2 separate regions of the Homo sapiens genome follow, and region 1 is linked to region 2. A link is a loop called in an ENCODE intact Hi-C map of the cell type or tissue named here. Cell type or tissue: heart left ventricle. All regions are shown on one strand. Each heading gives the region's core, and the rest is flanking DNA. Links, peaks and the distances in the headings are about the cores only. Region 1 has its middle 22 kb from the start of LINC01705. Region 2 overlaps LOC124904518 (a long non-coding RNA gene).

What was found. Hi-C counts contacts between places; a loop is a spot of excess contacts. Peaks named below come from ENCODE experiments on the same cell type or tissue, not always from the same donor. Only the 100,000 strongest peaks of a DNase experiment are listed, where the experiment ranks them.
Region 1: it touches region 2 in a loop (4-fold over the local background); 1 of 110 quality-filtered maps calls a loop at or near these places.

The regions. Positions count from the first base shown.
Region 1 is chr1:222,033,318-222,041,656 of GRCh38, reverse strand. No RefSeq gene overlaps it. Among named protein-coding and RNA genes, the nearest start is that of LINC01705, 22 kb to the left of the region's middle. In heart left ventricle, for the core only: no CTCF peak of the experiment used is centred there; no DNase peak of the experiment used is centred there; H3K27ac peaks cover 2,545 bases.
Region 2 is chr1:222,102,708-222,111,046 of GRCh38, reverse strand. All of the region lies in intron 1 of LOC124904518 (a long non-coding RNA gene), which reads left to right. Among named protein-coding and RNA genes, the nearest start is that of LINC01705, 47 kb to the right of the region's middle. In heart left ventricle, for the core only: no CTCF peak of the experiment used is centred there; no DNase peak of the experiment used is centred there; H3K27me3 peaks cover 710 bases.

The DNA of each region.
Region 1 (8,339 bases), core at 72-8,071, 69 kb after region 2:
GGCGGATCACAAGGTCAGGAGATTGAGACCTTCCTGGCTAACACGGTGAAACCCTGTCTCTACTAAAAATACAAAAAATTAGCCGGACATGTTGGCGGGCGCCTGTAGTCCCGGTTACTTGGGAGGCTGAGGCAGGAGAATGGCCTGAACCCAGGAGGCAGAGCTTGCAGTGAGCTGAGATCGTGCCACTGCACTCCAGCCTGAGCGACAGAGTGAGACTCCATCTCAAAATAAATAAATAAATAAATAAATAATGTAATAATTTATTAGGCCTCTGCTGTAATAATTTATTAGGCTTCTGCATAAATTATTGCATTTTATCCATACAACATTTATGATTCTTATTTTTCAATGAGGAACCAGACTTAGGAAGATTAATAACTTGCCTGAAGTCACAGAGGTAGAGGGGCAGCGTAAAGATTCAGTTGCCAATTTGTCAGATTCCAAAGCTCTTTTACTGCACCATCTCGCCTTCCAAGCGTGGGAGAGTGGGGAGGGAATTATGTGTCAGTGTTGGGTGAGAATGGCTTGGTAGAACTTGGAGGTGAGCTTCTCATGAACAGGGCTTCCTGGGACCTCTTATCCTGTCTTACATGAGTCACCCCAAATTATTAGAAATCAAAGCATCAGTTGAGGAAAACCACACCAGCCCCCAGAAAGCTAATTGAGCCCCGTAGTCTCAAAGCAAGTCTAGTCACTGCTCTTGAAAAATGCAATTTAGCCATTCCTCCTTACTCCTTACAGCTGATCTCAAACACATGAAATATCATATGTAATTAGAGTCCATGAACATTCGTGTCACTTTGCACAATTAAAACTGTGTTCTGCTATTCCTGGGAAACATATTTTTAGTTTAAGCTGGGGTGTAATGAGATCTCTAAAAATAACACCGTGAAAGGTGAGGCTAAGTGTAGGGGTTGAGTTCACCCCAGTGCCGAGGCTATAAAACATTATTCATGGTCCATTTAAAGCTCTTGAGCCCTGGGCCAACTTTTTTGCTCAGACAGAAGTTTGGTTCATCCTATTTGGACCCAACTCACTTTCCATTGAAATGGCGGTGGCCTGAGTGAGAGGGACTTAGACTAGGCCATTAGAGGAATTTTACAGCAGCTGAGGCAGCTCAGGGCCACTTTCTCTCCGAGGGGCTCTGGTTACACTCAGGCTGAAAGGCTTGGATATCGAGTGTTGAGACCACCCCACAGCTCGCCAGCTTGCTGCCCTCTGGCATGATGGCTCCTTTCAGAATCAAGCTCCCCAGGTTTTGGCAAGCCTATGGCTACAGAAATAACAAATGATCTCCCAGCTTGGCAGTGGGAGGGTTCTGGCATGCCTGTAACCTCAGACACAGAATATGGCACCCAATAGCGTGCGGAAATGGTGATACAAGGCTCGTAACAGATGTGAGAAACTTCAAGATTTCAATAATTCAGGGCTTTGGAGGGGATATGATTTTCTTGGACAGAAAAGTGCCGTATTAAATGCACCACCCACAGTACTTTAAACGCACATACACACTCTCACACCACATGGAACACATCCGCGTGTGTGCCCATTGCCAGGGCTTCTGCTCCCTTGCTTAAGGTAGACCTGACATCAGCAGCAGATGGTCATTATCAAGTTTCTTATCTCATCCTTGTTGCCCCAAAACATAATTTCTCCTGCCCTTGGGGCTGTGCTAATGAGGCTGATGTTACAGGCTGGATTCTGTGGATACTCTAGTTGATTTCACTCTCTTTCCTGATCATGAATGTTGTTTGCTTCCTTGTTCTTCTGGTTCATCTGTTTATTTACATTCAGCTTCCACCAAATACAGATTTGGGGTGAGGTCAGAGATTCCATTCTATTTGCTGATTTATAAATTAATTTCTTTCTTTCGTTCTTTCTTTCTTTCTTTCTTTCTTTCTTTCTTTCTTTCTTTCTTTCTCTCTCTCTCTTTCTTTCTTCTTTCTTTCGTGTGTGTGTGTGTGTGTGTGTGTGTTTGTTAGCTTGTTTTTGATACAGGGTCTCACTCTGTCACCCAGGCTGGAGTGCAGTGGTGCAAACATGGCTCACTGCAGCTTCTGCCTCCTGGGCTCAAGCAACCCTCCTATCTCAGTCTCCTGAGTAGCTAGGACTACAGGTACATGCCACTATGCCTTGCTAATTTTTGTCTTTGTTGTTGTTGTTGTTGTTGTTTTGCCATGTTGCCCAGGCTGGTCTCGAACTCCTGGGCTCAAGCAATCCACCCACCTTGGCCTCCCACAGTGCTGGCCTTACAGGCGTGAGCCACTGTGCCTGGCCACAAATATCATCTTTCTTTAAGTGTAAACATGGTCCAGTACAAGCTAGTCCACTACAGGGAGAAGTGCCCAGACCCAAGTCTTTGTCGTTGATGCTAGCAGGGTTATTTTGGGGAGGTTAGCAGCAGAGACTGAACTAATCCTAATTCTGTGTATGCAGTCTCAGGCCAAAGGACAATACTGAGGACAGACTCTGTGACCTTTGTCATGCACAGGGCACGTGACCACACTTACAGTGCCTTGTTCAGAGGCAGGCAAGAGCCATTTTAAATTTTTGTTGTAACTTGAGTAAATGTAAAAAATTATTGTTATCATTATTATTTTGCTGTGCTAAGAGAATTGGGTAGTCCTTCTTGGAACTGAAGTGACCGACCACATATTTGGAAATGTGTGACTATTTGCTTCATCTTTCATTCCTAGGCTAAAATAGACTGTCTTCCCTTCCCTACCTAATTAGAGAAGTCATTCCCTAGTCACTGAATCCTTGACTTTAAAGGCAGCAGAGCATTTTTAGATGATCAAGTACATCTTCACCAATTTTATAATTGAGATCAAAACCCTGGTTGGAGAAATGACTTACTCAACATCTCCTGAGATTCAGTTCAGATTTGGAGATACTTAAAGACACAAGTTAACATTTCTTGAACCTTTCCTTTCAATTCCATCAAATAAGACCTGCCCTATATAGACTTTCAGTAGTTTATCTCTAGTGGTTTTTTTTTTTTTGTACCCCTTTCCTCCCTGGACAGCTCACTGAGTATACTCTACTCTCTTTCTTTCTCAACAGGCCCTTATCTAAAACAGTTATTAGGAAAGGACCAGACAAATGTACTCACATTCTGGCACAAATGACTGATCATAGTTGCTTCCTAATTTGTGTGTCTCATGGGGATTAGATTGTACTGAAAAGTGTTAAAATCTAGTGACAGAATTCACGGCAGCCTCAGGCCAATGGTAGGCATTTTGGGGAGGCGGTGGCTAAAATTACACCATGGCTTGGAAATTAGAAGGTCTGACTTAGACCTGTTGAAGACTTGTGGGATGCAAGATCTGGTAGAGGCCGTTAACTCGTGCAGTTTGCTAATAGGTGAGGAAAGTGAAATCCAGGGGAAGGAAACTGAAGTTTTCCCATGGGCAAGCAGCTGGTTAGTTAAGGGCAGGGCAGAGATGGGTCTCTAGGATTTACATTTAAAAAGTGGGCTTAACAAAATGATTTACCATTTGGCTGTTCATTTATTCATTCTTTTAAGAAATATATTTTTGTATGCCTACTCTATGTCCAGCAGGGTTTGGCATTAAATGATGAACAAAGAGACACTGGTCATGCCCTGTTGGGGCTTATAATCAATGGGGTGGTGACACAGAGGAAGAAAGACACACTCACCAGAAATAGATAATTACAAATTGTGATAAGCCCCTGTCTTGCTGAACTTATCACCAACATTTGACACAGTTGATTAGTCCCTCCCTCTTGAGATGCTTTATTTAGCTCTTGTGACACCACTCTCTTGATTTTCCTCCCACAGAGCAGGCTTCTCCTTGTCCTGCTTTTTAGCTGTTTCATTCTCATATCCTTAGCTTCTAAATATTGGAATGCCCCAGAAGCCACCCCAGTCTTCTCCTGTGAACTCCTAATTTGTATATCAAGCTGTATACTTGACTTCTCTACTAGGCTGTCTAACAGATACATGTTACATAACACATTCAGAATCACACTCCTCTTTTCCCATTCTCATCTCCAACCTTCTCCTCCCCCAGCCTGTTCATCTTAGGAAATATAAATGTACTCTTTCAGTGACTCATATCAAAATCTTGGAGTCATCTTTGATTATTTTCTTTCTCTGATACTCCATTTCCAGTACATATCTATAAGTCCTGTAGCTCTTACCTTCAAAATAGATCCAGAACACAACCATTTGTCAACCACTTTATAACCTCTATCACTCTGGTCCAAGATATCATCACTTCTCACCAGGAGTATTGGAAAAACCTGACTAATCTTCCTCTATTTGCACCAGCCTGAGTGGCCCCTTCCAAATGTTAGTTGGATTATTTTGCTGAAAACACTCATCTCACTCAGAATAGAAGCTCAAGTCCTGGCAGTGGCTGGCAAGACCCTACGAGACCCAGACCCCTGCCATCTGTTTCCAACTCCCATCACTCCCTCCCTCCCTCACTGGTCTTCCCGCTTTTCCTCAACCCTGTGGAGTCCACTTAGGCTCAGGGTCTTCTCGCTCACTGCTTCTTCCACAAACGCCCACACAGCTTGTTCCCACTCTCCCTGAAGGTCTCTGCTCATCCATTATGCTCTCAGTGTGGCCTTTTGAGTCCTCCCGTGAAATGACATTCCACCCAGGAATGCCCATCTCGCCTCGCTTTATTTGCTTTATTTTTCTTAGCACATTTCATCATGTAACATTGTCTGTATTTATTGGTTTGTTTCTTCCTTGTCTGCCTTACTCCCAGCCAGAATGTAGACTCCAGATACGCAGGAATTTTTGTCTGCTTCCTTCTCCTTGTGCCTAGAACAGTGCTCAGTAAATATTTGTTAAATGAATGAATGAACTGAAGCTGAGATCTGAAAAGTCTCAGTTAAAAGGCTAGTGGGAGCTGTCTGTAGAGAACCACCCCAGCAGAAATTACTATAGGTATAAAGAAAATAAGGGATAAAGCTGGGCCCTGAGAACCTAAAAAGAAGGGAGACAAATGGCCTGAAAGGAAGCAGAAGTTGGCAGAGACCGGCTTGTGCGGAATCTTGGAGCCATGATGGGGACTTTGGGTTTGAGCCTGGGTGAGAAGGAAGGCTATAGACAGGCTTTAAGCAGGGAGTCCTTTTAATGTGGAAGTTCCCATAGGTGCAACATCACAGTTCTTGACCTCAAGAAAATCAATGTCTATGAGGGGAGCCCACACAAACACACAGTTAACAGCATGAAGTGCCTGGCTGACCTGGGAATATATCCCTCTTCCTTGAGGGCGAGGAGAGGAATCAGAAATATTTTCTAGAGGTTTTAATATTTTCAAAGACATTATGTAAGAAAACAGTTTTAGGCTCATTGCAAAATTGTGAAGGTGGTTCAGAGAATTCTCATATACCTGCTTCCCCTACACATGCACAGTTCCCCTATTATCAACATCCTCCATGAGAATGGTGCATTTGTTACAAGTGATGAACCTACATTGATTCATCATTATTACCCAAAGTCCATAGCTTACACTGGGGTTCACGCTTGGTGTTGTACTATTTGGTGGGTTTAGACAAATGTATAATGGCATGTGTCTACCTTTATAGTATCATACAGAGTAGTTTCACTGTCCTAAGATTCCTCTGTGCTCTGCCTATTCATCCCTCCCTCCCCTATTGGCTGCCACTTATCTTTTACTGTCCCCGTAGTTTTCCCTTTTTGAGATTGTCATATAGGTGGACTCACATAATATATAATCCGTTTAGATTGACTTCTTTCATTTAGTAATATGCACTTAAATTTTCTCCATGTCTTTTCATGGCTTGAGAGCTCATTTCCTTTTAGCACTGAATAATATTCCATTTTTCTCCTATACCACAATTTATTTACTTATTCACCTGCAGAAATGGCATCTTAGTTGCTTCCAAGTTTTGTCAGTTATGAATAAAACTGTTATAAGCATCCATGTGCAGGTCCAACTTATGGGTGAATATAAGTTTTCATCTCCTTGGGGTAAATACTAAGGAGCATTATTGCTGGATCGTACAGTAAGAGTATGTAGTTTTGTAAGAAACTGACAAATTGTCTTCCAAAGTAGCTGTAGCATTTTGCATTCCCACCAGCAATAAATTAGAGTTCCTGTTGCTCCACATCCTTGTCAGCATTTGGTGTTGTCAGTGTTCTGGATTCTGGCCATTCTAATAGGTATGTAATGGTGTCTCAGTGATGTTTTAGTTTGCATTTCTCCAGTGACTTATGATGTTGAGCATCTTTTCATATCCTTGTTTGTCATCTTAATATCGTCTTTGGTGAGGTGTCTGTTCAGGTCTTTGATTCATTTTGTAATCATTTTTTTTTGTTTTCTTATTGTTGATTTCTTTGCATATTTTGGAAAATAGTCCTTTATCAGATATGTCATTTGCAAATATTTTCTCCTAATCTATGATTTCTCTTTTCATTCTGAGATTTTAATTTCCTGACCTGAATCTGTAAGGAGAAATAGATCAGGCGTGTGGTGCACGAGACAGAGAGAAAGCCAGAGAGAACCGTATGTGCAACAGTGCAAGCGTCTGCCATCTCAGAGAGTGGTGTGAGGCTTGAACTGCTAAATAAAAATGTGCTTTTCAAGGTTGAACCTAAGTCTGGCTGACTCCCAAGTCCATGTCTTTTCACTACACCATGCTGAGAAGTGGTTTTGAGGCCAAGTGGAAGGAGGCAGCTGGGGTAGGCTGGAGGACTTTCAGAGATCACAGGCTTGCTGGCTCCTGTCAGAACAGGAAAAGAGCATCCATGCTGACAGCTACATTTCACAGAAGAAGGAAATATGGCCCAGGGAGAGGAAACCACTTGTTCAAGATCACACAGCTTGTGAGAGGCAGGCTCCTCATCCAGTTTTGCAGGGGTGGTGTAAAAAAGCAAAAGAAAATGTCATTTTACATTGAACTGAATTGAGAAAATACTCATGAACTTCTTAGGGATGGAAAACATTTTGCAGTTAGTACCTATTTTTCCTACATTGTGTGTGTGTGTGTGAGTGCCCACACACATATCATACTTTTCCAAAGGAACTCATAAATGCCTCATCTTAGTTCTGCTTCTCTGGTTTGATCAATAAGAATTTTAAAGCAATTAATGCTTAATTCTCCTAACAACTAGTTTTTATTTTATCCAAAGTAAAACTTCCAAAAAAAATCTGTTTTATTAATAATAGAAATCATAGCAATAATATTAATCACTGTTACTATATGACAGCAGAAACCTGTCATCTTTTTATGCCCAATCCAAATGGCAACTGGAATAGAGTTAACATGAGTACTAGCACCACCCTAAATTCCCTGGTAGGTGGAATTTACTCTCCCCTGCAACCTCCACCACAGTTAAGTTGTGCTTACTGGCAGTCTGCAGTGCAATTTGGGAAACTTCTGTCAGCTATATACATTTTAAATACAATTCAGGCAATGCATAGACATAGCCAAAGTGGAGCTTGAAGTCAGCTGAAAGAAGTCTGAAGGAGGGGCTCTTCCATTAGGAATAGGCCTGTTTTGACCACCACAGAAATATACCTCTTCGGTCCTAGAGCTGAAAAGAATATTAAAGTTTCAATTAGACCATTCTGCGACTTCAGAGAGAACCATACTCAAGCCAACCCAAGCAAAATCCATCCTGATATTCTAGATCAAAGATCAACAAATATTTTCTGTAAAGCACCAGATAGTAAGTATTTTAGGCTTTCTGAGCCATAGGGTCTCTGTCATAACTACTCAATTCTATCCTTGTAGAAGAAAGCAGGCATAGACATTAGGCAAATGAATGGGCATGACAGTTTTCCAGTAAAACTTTATTTACAAAAACAGGTAGTAGGGCTGAATTTCACTTACAGGCAGTGGTTTGCCAACTCATGTTCTAAATCTCTAGAAGAGAAATTGCCTAAGCTTCTCTAGGAAGTGTTCAGCTTTTATGGCTGGACATTCTTCACTATGTCTAATTCATATCCCTTTGCATATCCTTTTGTATAATACAGATCCTTCTACTATAACCCGGGGAGATGGAGAACATCTGTTTGGGGCATCCTTTTGTTGGAACGACTAACTCTGCCGTAAGGAAAAGGATGAAAGATTAGCATAAAGTTTGCTAATCAGAGGACAGGCATTCATATCCTGGCTTCACTACTTGTTGTGTGATCTTAGACAAGTTGCTAAACCATTCTCTCTGCCTTAGATTTTTCATCTGCAAAATGGTTCTACTCATGATACTAAAATCATGGTGCCATTGTGAGCATTAAGTGAGATGATGCATTGCAAAGCACTTTAACCTAGTTCTTTAATAAATGTGAGATGGAAAGAAAAGGAGAAGTAGAGAAAGATAAAAAGTTAGA
Region 2 (8,339 bases), core at 115-8,114:
GACTCCATCTCAAAAAAAGAAAAAAAAAAGGGGGGAGCCTGTAGGAAAGAAAATAGCCGCTACTTTAGAGGTTTGTAGGAGAATTAGCGTCTTCAGTGGATAGAGTTGTGTTTTAATTGGTGCAGGAGTAGATGTTGGGTCTGTGGGAGATCTTGCTAATGATTGACCATGAGTTTCAGATGGAAGGTTTAACGGTTGAAGAGAAAAGGGTAATGGGGTGAGATTTGGTGACATATGGAATATATGGGTATAGAGGCCAGGAATTAGAAATGACCTGTGGTTTTGTGCTTTGCATGGTGACTGAGGGAAGCATGAATATTGGGCAAGACTGGATTAAGCCTGATGATTTCTTAGGCAGCTGTGGGTGTTAGGGTGGAAAGGCACTTGTGAAAAGCCTTGCCAGGACAAATGTGGAGGTCAGTGGGTTCCCCCACATGTTCAGAACTTGCTCTCTCTCTCTCTCACTCTCTCTCTCTCTCTCTCTCTCTCTCTATATATATATATATATAGAGAGAGAGAGAGAGAGAGAGAGAGAGAGATTTTATATATATATAAATTTATATATATATATAAATTTATATATATATAAATTTCACATCACACACATACACATACACAGTTGGCCCTCTATATCTGTGGGTTCCACATCCGTGGATTCAACTAACCTCAGATCAAAAATATTTTGAGAGAAAACAATAACAATAACAATACAATAGTAAAAATAATACAAGTAAAACAACTAATACAATATAACAACTATTTACACAGCATTTTCATTGTATTAGATATTGTAAGTAATTTAGAGATGAGTTAAAGTATACGAGAGGGTGTGTGTAGCTTATGTGTAAATACTACACCATTTTATAACAGGCACTTGAGCATCTGTGGATTTTGGGATCCATGGGTGTCCCGAAGCCAATCCTCTGGTGATACCAAGGGATGACTGTATTCTGTTTCTTCTTACTGCCAGGCAACTCGCCAAGTAAATACTGGAGTTGGGCTTCCAGGGCAGATGTATCTAACCAGTAAGTTGGTGCCCTACCCACCACACTAGTGGTTTTAAAAGTTTAGTCTTCATCAGACACTTGACAAAACACAGATTGTTGAGCTTTGTCCCTAGAGTTTCAGATTCAGTAGGTCTGGGGCGGCATGGAGATTTGTGTTTCTAACAAGTTCCCAGGTGATGATGACACTGTTGGCTCAGGGACCATATACTGAGAACCACTGCACTTCCCCAAGCTGTTTTCCAGAATCCTTTATATTTCTTTCAAGGCAAGGCCATATCAAAGAGCAGGTGTTCACTTCCCAAAGGGGAAACTGAGGACATCAAGGTATCCGTGGGTTTAGAACCTTTCTTCTGTGGAAATTCCTTCAATGTTGTTCATACGCCTGCCAGTTGGTAATTGGGCCTGTCACCACGGGACACAATACTTGATCTATTGATAGAGGGGTAGCCCATCCAATGGCCTATTCTTCCCATAACTGCCACAACCATCATTATCCACAATCATTTATTAAGTACACAATTCAGATTTGCTCCTCTGTATTTGTTTCTTGTCTAAGCTAAGCTACAGGACCAGACAAGGGGGTGTGTTCCTTGGCTGTGGTCACGTCTATTGGTGCTTCTCACACCTGTGTCCCAGGGTTTAGAAACCTTCATATTCCTGAAAAACAGGGTCAAGACTAATGTGAGGCTATGGGCAGACCTGGGAAAAGACTGATGAGAGGAATGAAAGGAGAGGAGTCTGGAAATTACACCAGACTTAGAAGATCTGGGTTCTAGTCTTGGCCTTTCCTTTCAATTGGCTGTATAATCTTAGGCAATGCCACTTTACCTCACCTGGCCTCAGTTTCATCAACTTTAAAATGGTGATGATAATAATAATAAAATCATGCTATAGCAATCTTACAATTCAATAGACACTAAGTACTCACTGCACGTTAGATGTTGTGAAACATGGCAGGGATGTAACTGTGAATAGGACCTAGACCCTTTCTTTCCAAGTAAGATGGACGAGCACTGGCCTCACAGAGTTAGTAAAACATTCATATGAACATGCTTTCTTTGGCACCGTGTAATTGTAAGGTGCAATAATTAATAAAAAGATTGGAACAAAGTAATGCATAGGCTGAGATTAGCAGAATGAATTGAAGAGTTGATGTGTCAGCAGGAAACTACCTATCCATTATAATTATCTGGAGAGTTTTTAAAAAATAAGAATACATGGACTTAAACCCCTAACATTCTAATTTAATTGGTGGTGGTGGGAGAAGGGTCTAGATAGTGATTTTTAAAAACACACCATGTGATTCTAATGAATATCTAGGGTTGAGAACACTGCTTAAAGATTTGCCCACCTGAAGGGGGAGGAGGCTTTTGCTCCCGAGTACTGAGACCAGATTTAACCAAGAGGTCACCTGTTCCCTGATTACCTGGGCTTAGATCTCTGCCCTCAACCTTAGGGCTCTGTGTCTCTGGGAGAGGTGAGAATTTCCATTGCACCTTTGAATTAAAAGGAAATTGCTTGAGACTGGAAGGTGATGAGAATGCCTGAGGAGCCAGCCTGTCAGTTGCCATGAATCCAAGGCAGACGGAGAGCTTCAAAGCAGTTCTTACAGGAACTGGGTTGCCAAGAAAGGAAAGTGAGCAAAATTCATCCTCAGTAGCTAGGGAAACGATGTCCTGGAGAGGTGAAGTGGTTGGAGTCATGTTCCAGATAAAGAGATGGAGGCTCTCAGACCAGCACCGGGACAATCGAGGAGTCTGCAGCTCTGGCCAGCAGCTCTGTCTCTCACTGGGATGTGGGGAGTCCAGGAGTCCAAGAGCCTCAGCAGGCAGAGACAGAAGGCATGTCCTGAGTGATTCCCTGCAGCACCCTGCAGCAAGAGGCACTGTTGCCCTCCTAGCAGGGCCCCTCAGCTCTGTTCCAGATTACCCAGACAAGGGCAGGGAGGAGAGAGGAGGACTTTGATGAGACCAGACCGGCCACAATGGCAGGTCACCTGGCCCATCTCCTCCTGCTCCCTGTCAGCCCACTTTATAGACCCTGGTGTCTACTCTGATGTCTTTCTTGCCTACCTGTTCCCTGCTTGGACTAGAGTCCTCCTCTGATGTTGGCTCTGACACTCTGCCCAGCTTATGCTTGTCCCTTCTCTGTCGGTGGGAGTGATGCACTGCCCCGTTCTCCAGACCCTGGAAGGGGAGCAGTCCCATTGACAATGTAAGATCACCCTCAACTTTGATGGCCACACCTACCTGCCCTCTCTCAGGCCAACACAACCACTTTGAATGTCCTGGGTGGTAAAATTATCTGAGCTCCCTGTTCGGTGAAGCCTAGAGAGCAAAGGTTTGAAACAGGCTGGCTAGAGGTGTCTGGGGCTAAGCCTCAGGCTCTGAGGATGTGGATCAACAAGAGGTGGGCCATATTCACTGGATCCCCACCTCCCGGAGCAGGGGCTAGACCTTGTAGCCCGGTGAGTGTCCTGTCTGGACCAAATGCCCTGTCCTACAGAGTTGCCAAGAATGTGTCCTGTGTCATTCACAGACTAAGTTACGCCGTTACTCCAGGATAACATCATCCCTGCCTAGGGCACCAGTGAGCCTCTGAATACAGATGAGATCCTGCATATGAAAGTGCTTTGTAAACAGCATAGTGCTGCGTGCATGCAAATTGTCCTTACAAATTGCACATATTTACTTAATTACAGTGAACTTTCCTCTTTGGTCCAGCCTGTCTTGAAATCCATCAACCTGATACCCAAAGTGGGATGATTCACTTGTTTGAAATACGGTAGACTGGGCAGGGGGGTGGGGGGTGCATTGAGTTTATCTTCCTCCCAAGCCCTGCCCTTCGGTTACATTTTGTCTCCCATTTCTCCTTCGTTAAGTGAGAAAACTTGGGGAGCGATTTTTACTATTTCTTTTTGCATATGCATTTATCTGACCAATTCATCCTGATTTTCTCTCAGTAGCTCTTCCTTCCCCTTCCCTGGATCTCTGTTGTAGAAACAAGGGCTGTGGATCTGGGACTGGAATTTCCAGGGTCAGCTAAATCTTAGCTGTGAGACCCCAAGCCAGTCTTGGATCTTATTTTTTTTTCTTTTTTTTTTTTTTTAAACCTGTGACTCCTGTGACTCTTTACCTAGAAGATATAAACTAGGTAGAGTGCTAGTCTATAGGCTGTAATGCACTCAGTCAATGTAATGCAAGGCTCATTCATCTAATAAGCCTTTTTTGTTGTGATAAACATTATTAAGCTTATCAGGACATACATCAGTATTTCTGGCTCTCCTCCCTTTCCTGGCACATGGGTGTCTACATTTCCCAGCTCCCCTGCATGAGCTGGAATGGGAAGTGACATGTGTCATTTCTGAGTGGAAGCACTTAAAAGCAGGGACACAAGTCTCTCGCTGTGCCCATCGTGGAGGCAGGTGTTGGAACAGAGGTGCTGCAAGAACACCAGGGGCGCTGAGCCACTCCATGTGACGGCTGCCTCAAGAGCTACCCAGACCCACAGTTGGCTTCGTGTGGATGAGCAAAAAGCTTTTGTTGTGTTAAGCAATTGCCTTTTGTTGGTGTTTGTTGCCACAGCTACCTAATTCATTTATTTCTTGTCTTCACTGTGACAGGAGTTTTCAGTCAACCCCAGAGCCTTCTGGGTCCCTGGGGGTGTTGTTGAGTTGCCACGAAGGAGGGAATGAGGTGGCCAGGGGAAAATGAGATGCAGGTTCTTCTCCAACCAGACTTCCACTTTTATCTCATCTATATATTGGGGTTCCCAGGAAGAATACTTTTGAAAGCAAAGCTCAATTTCTAAAAAGTTGAGAGTCACTGCATTATTACAATAATTTCTTCTTAACTCTGCCTTTCTGAAGCCACTAGAATTTTCTTCCATCCTTGACTTTATGACCCATGTTGCATCCATGTTCTTATTACAAGCAAGACTTTAACCCTTTAGGCTTTAAAGCCTCCCCTTCCCCCGCTCCCGATGCCACACTGACCATCCTCATCTCATCCGCTATTCTCTGCCCTGGCTTCTTGGTCCAGTGCTTCCTGTGTAATTGCAGGACAGTGGGACTGGAAGCAGAGAGGAGTGGAGATCAGGGACCATCAGGAGATAATCCGGGATCAAGGCTTGGATTTGAGGTGGGAGATCAGTGGAATGGTGTCTTTGGTATAAAGTCATAGAATTTGGGAGTTGCCTACAGAGAGTAGCACATTGAACACAGGGTGCCTGGAGTGCACTCTCATATGTCACACTTCATGCAATGAAGAAGTGTGGCTCTGTAGGAAACCCCATGTGCCAGTTCCTCTCTGGACTGCACACCTTCTGCTTGGAGGTGTGGGTTTGGGAGAGTGGAAGGGAAGGGATGGGTAGTGGCTCTAACCAGCTCTGGGTCACAACAAGCCACAGCCCTGCCTCTTTCAAGGGAACAATAACCAGAACCAGAGGACAATGGGACTTTGTCATGTCCTGAGGTGGAGGAGGTAGCTGTGCTCTCCTTTGCTCCCTGGGTGGCGGTAATGTCATCAATGACTCAGAGCTGGCACTGTCACTGAAGGCACCTGTAATATAGCAGGAGCAGCTCTCTCCTTCCCCTAATCTTCTGTTTAGCATTTGCTGGGTATCATTAGGTCCTTCAGATGAACAAAGCAAGTATTGGTAGGGGGGACAAAATGGGACAAGACTGGGTTTCTGGCATGAATCCCACAATGCAGTCTTCACACAGGCTGAGAATAACACGGCATGGAGGCTTTTACAGAAGTGTCACTTGTGGATTGCACTGTAAGCTGCAACCCCACCTCCTGATCCGGCTTGGCAGCAAGTGCATTGTGTACATCTTAGAATAATCTCCCAGTGCAAGCAAAGAGTCTGGCTGCAGAAAGAAGCTATGATGAACATTAACGTAAATAATTGAGCAAAAACCTCACTGTTGGACTGTTTAAATCTTTTTTGTTTTCTGCTTACAGGTCAGCTGTTGGGCCCAGCCTCACATACAGACACAGACCTTTGAGACTAAAATAGCCATGACTAGGCAATGTCACTGGTTGTCTTAATAACTGCCTTCAGTCATTAAGATGCCTGAAATGGATTTATCACCAACGATCAGATCAATTACTTGGTGCTCAACTGCAATCTAAGTCTTTAAGTCTTTCTGTACCTCCACTTCAGTTATTTCATTAAGATGGATGGGCTGGTAATGCCACCCCGGGGGGAGGTCAGGCTAGAGAGTTCTGCCTGAATGGAGCCTTAGGGATGAAAATAAACTCAACATACAGGGGCAAAGAAGCAGAGAAACACGATTCTTTGTTCACCTCCCCTGCTGCACAGGGAGCCACTTGGTCTGCAGCTGGTGGTGACAGATCACACAGAGGGGCTACAGGCACTCACGCAGGACTCCCCCTCAAGGGTTGTGCATTTGCTGAGCATGAACATGGCTTCATGGAGGGCATGGAGATCTTTAGAGCTGTTTGTCCCAGACCTGGCCTTCTTAAACTTCATCTTTGTTGCAATTTGGGTCTCTGTCAGTCCTAGTAGGTCCATCTCTGCTGTGATTGGGAACAGACTTCAGTGGAGAAACTAAAACGTTCTTCAGGTCAGTGGCCTGTGCCTGTGGGTCCTGGTGGACCTCCTGGAGTAATTATAACAAAACAGTGCAGGGAATAAACAGCTCCTGACCTCTTCTGTTTTGTAATGATTGGCATCCGCCAGCCTGGTGTTCTAACAAAGGTCCTTGCCGGCTGCTGGCCTTGCAACACTCTGACTCATCCTCAGCCCACCTACCTCTGCTGGGGCACCCTATGGACCCTTGCTGTGCAGCTAATTCATGACACTGTTGCTCCTGCCCTGCAGGATGCTGGGACCCCAAGAGGCTCCATGCTCCCCAGTCAAACACAGTCCCGCCCTTGCATGCATTTGTGTCACACTGAGTGTCCCCTTCACTCTAACTTACTTTACGATTCCCTTTGGCAGTCTGGGGAGATAGTTTTTGGGGCCTTGGCCACCCCAAGAAGACGCCACCTGTATCTCCAGGGATTTAAGTAGAACAAACATTTCCAGCTTCTTCTTTGTAGAACTGCTTCACTCAAGAGTAGCCCTGGGCTCTAGGGCTCTGTTCAGGACATTTACTCCCAAATGGCTGGCCTAACCCGCCCTGAGCCTTCCATGGTGACATGCTCCTGGGCACCTTTTGATGTTAGAGGTAGGCTTTTCTTCACAGTATAATTTAAAACTTTCTGTGGATATCATAGTTCTCGTCGTTCCTTTACTGGAATCCATAATGGGGAAACTCTGGGTGAATAACCTGCTTGGACCTGCCTGGCCCCCGGGCCCCCTCCCTCAGCACAGGGTTCTGTGGGTAGCAGACAGGCCAGGCCAGTGTGCTGGACCTTTCTTGGGAAGTAGAACGTGGCTACTCCCACCTGTGTTCCTTGTCTCATCAGTTCTTTCTATTCAGTTATAGACAGATTTCTTTTATTTTTTAAGGAAGAAAGTGTTTAATCTTTATGATTCACTCCAGAGCCTGAAAATATTGATTGCGAAAAGCCATTTGATGCTCTTGAAACCTACGGAACTTTTTAATGAGCTGCTAAAAGTTTTTTTTTTTTAATCACATAGATTGTGTTTTATTGAATCTGAACAGCCAGCCTTCTTTGAGAAAGGTCGGAAGGTTGTTTGAACTGAGGTTTTCCTCAGGCTGAGGAGGGAGATGGTTGCTTTACATGGGAAGAAGCAGGAGAAATCCTCTGTGTCTCTGGGTCAAGGGGCTGGTAATAATTAGGGCAGATTCCTGTATCCGCTACCTGCCGACACTGGTCTAGTGTATTACGTGTATGTCATCTCATAGACCCTCCTGACACCACCACCAACCAGGACGAGGGAAAGTGTCACCAGATGGAGACTTGGCACAGTCTCTGACCCCCATACATGCAATTTCAATTTCTCTGATTGAAGTGATATAGAAATTCAGTTCCTCTTGTCTCACTGTTCCAGTCCTATAAATAGCTAATTTTTTTTTCTAAAAAATAGTTAGTTTAGTTTTAGAGAAGGTAGGCCACAAAGAAGGCTTGTGTTTAAGTACCAGCCCTGACAGTTTCCATCCAGGTGACCTTGGACAGGGCAGTTTTTGTTTCTGAGGCTTGTTCATTTACGACACAATTCCTGAGTGTCTACCACTGTAGGAACTGTGCCATATTCTGTACAGCCGCTTGACAATAATGATGGTCATGACAGTTCTAATGGCAGCTACCACTTATTGAGCTGGTCATATATGTTAGGCACTGGACTGTTTTATGTGCAGCTTTTCATTTGGTTCTTCCATAAATCATTAAGATAGGC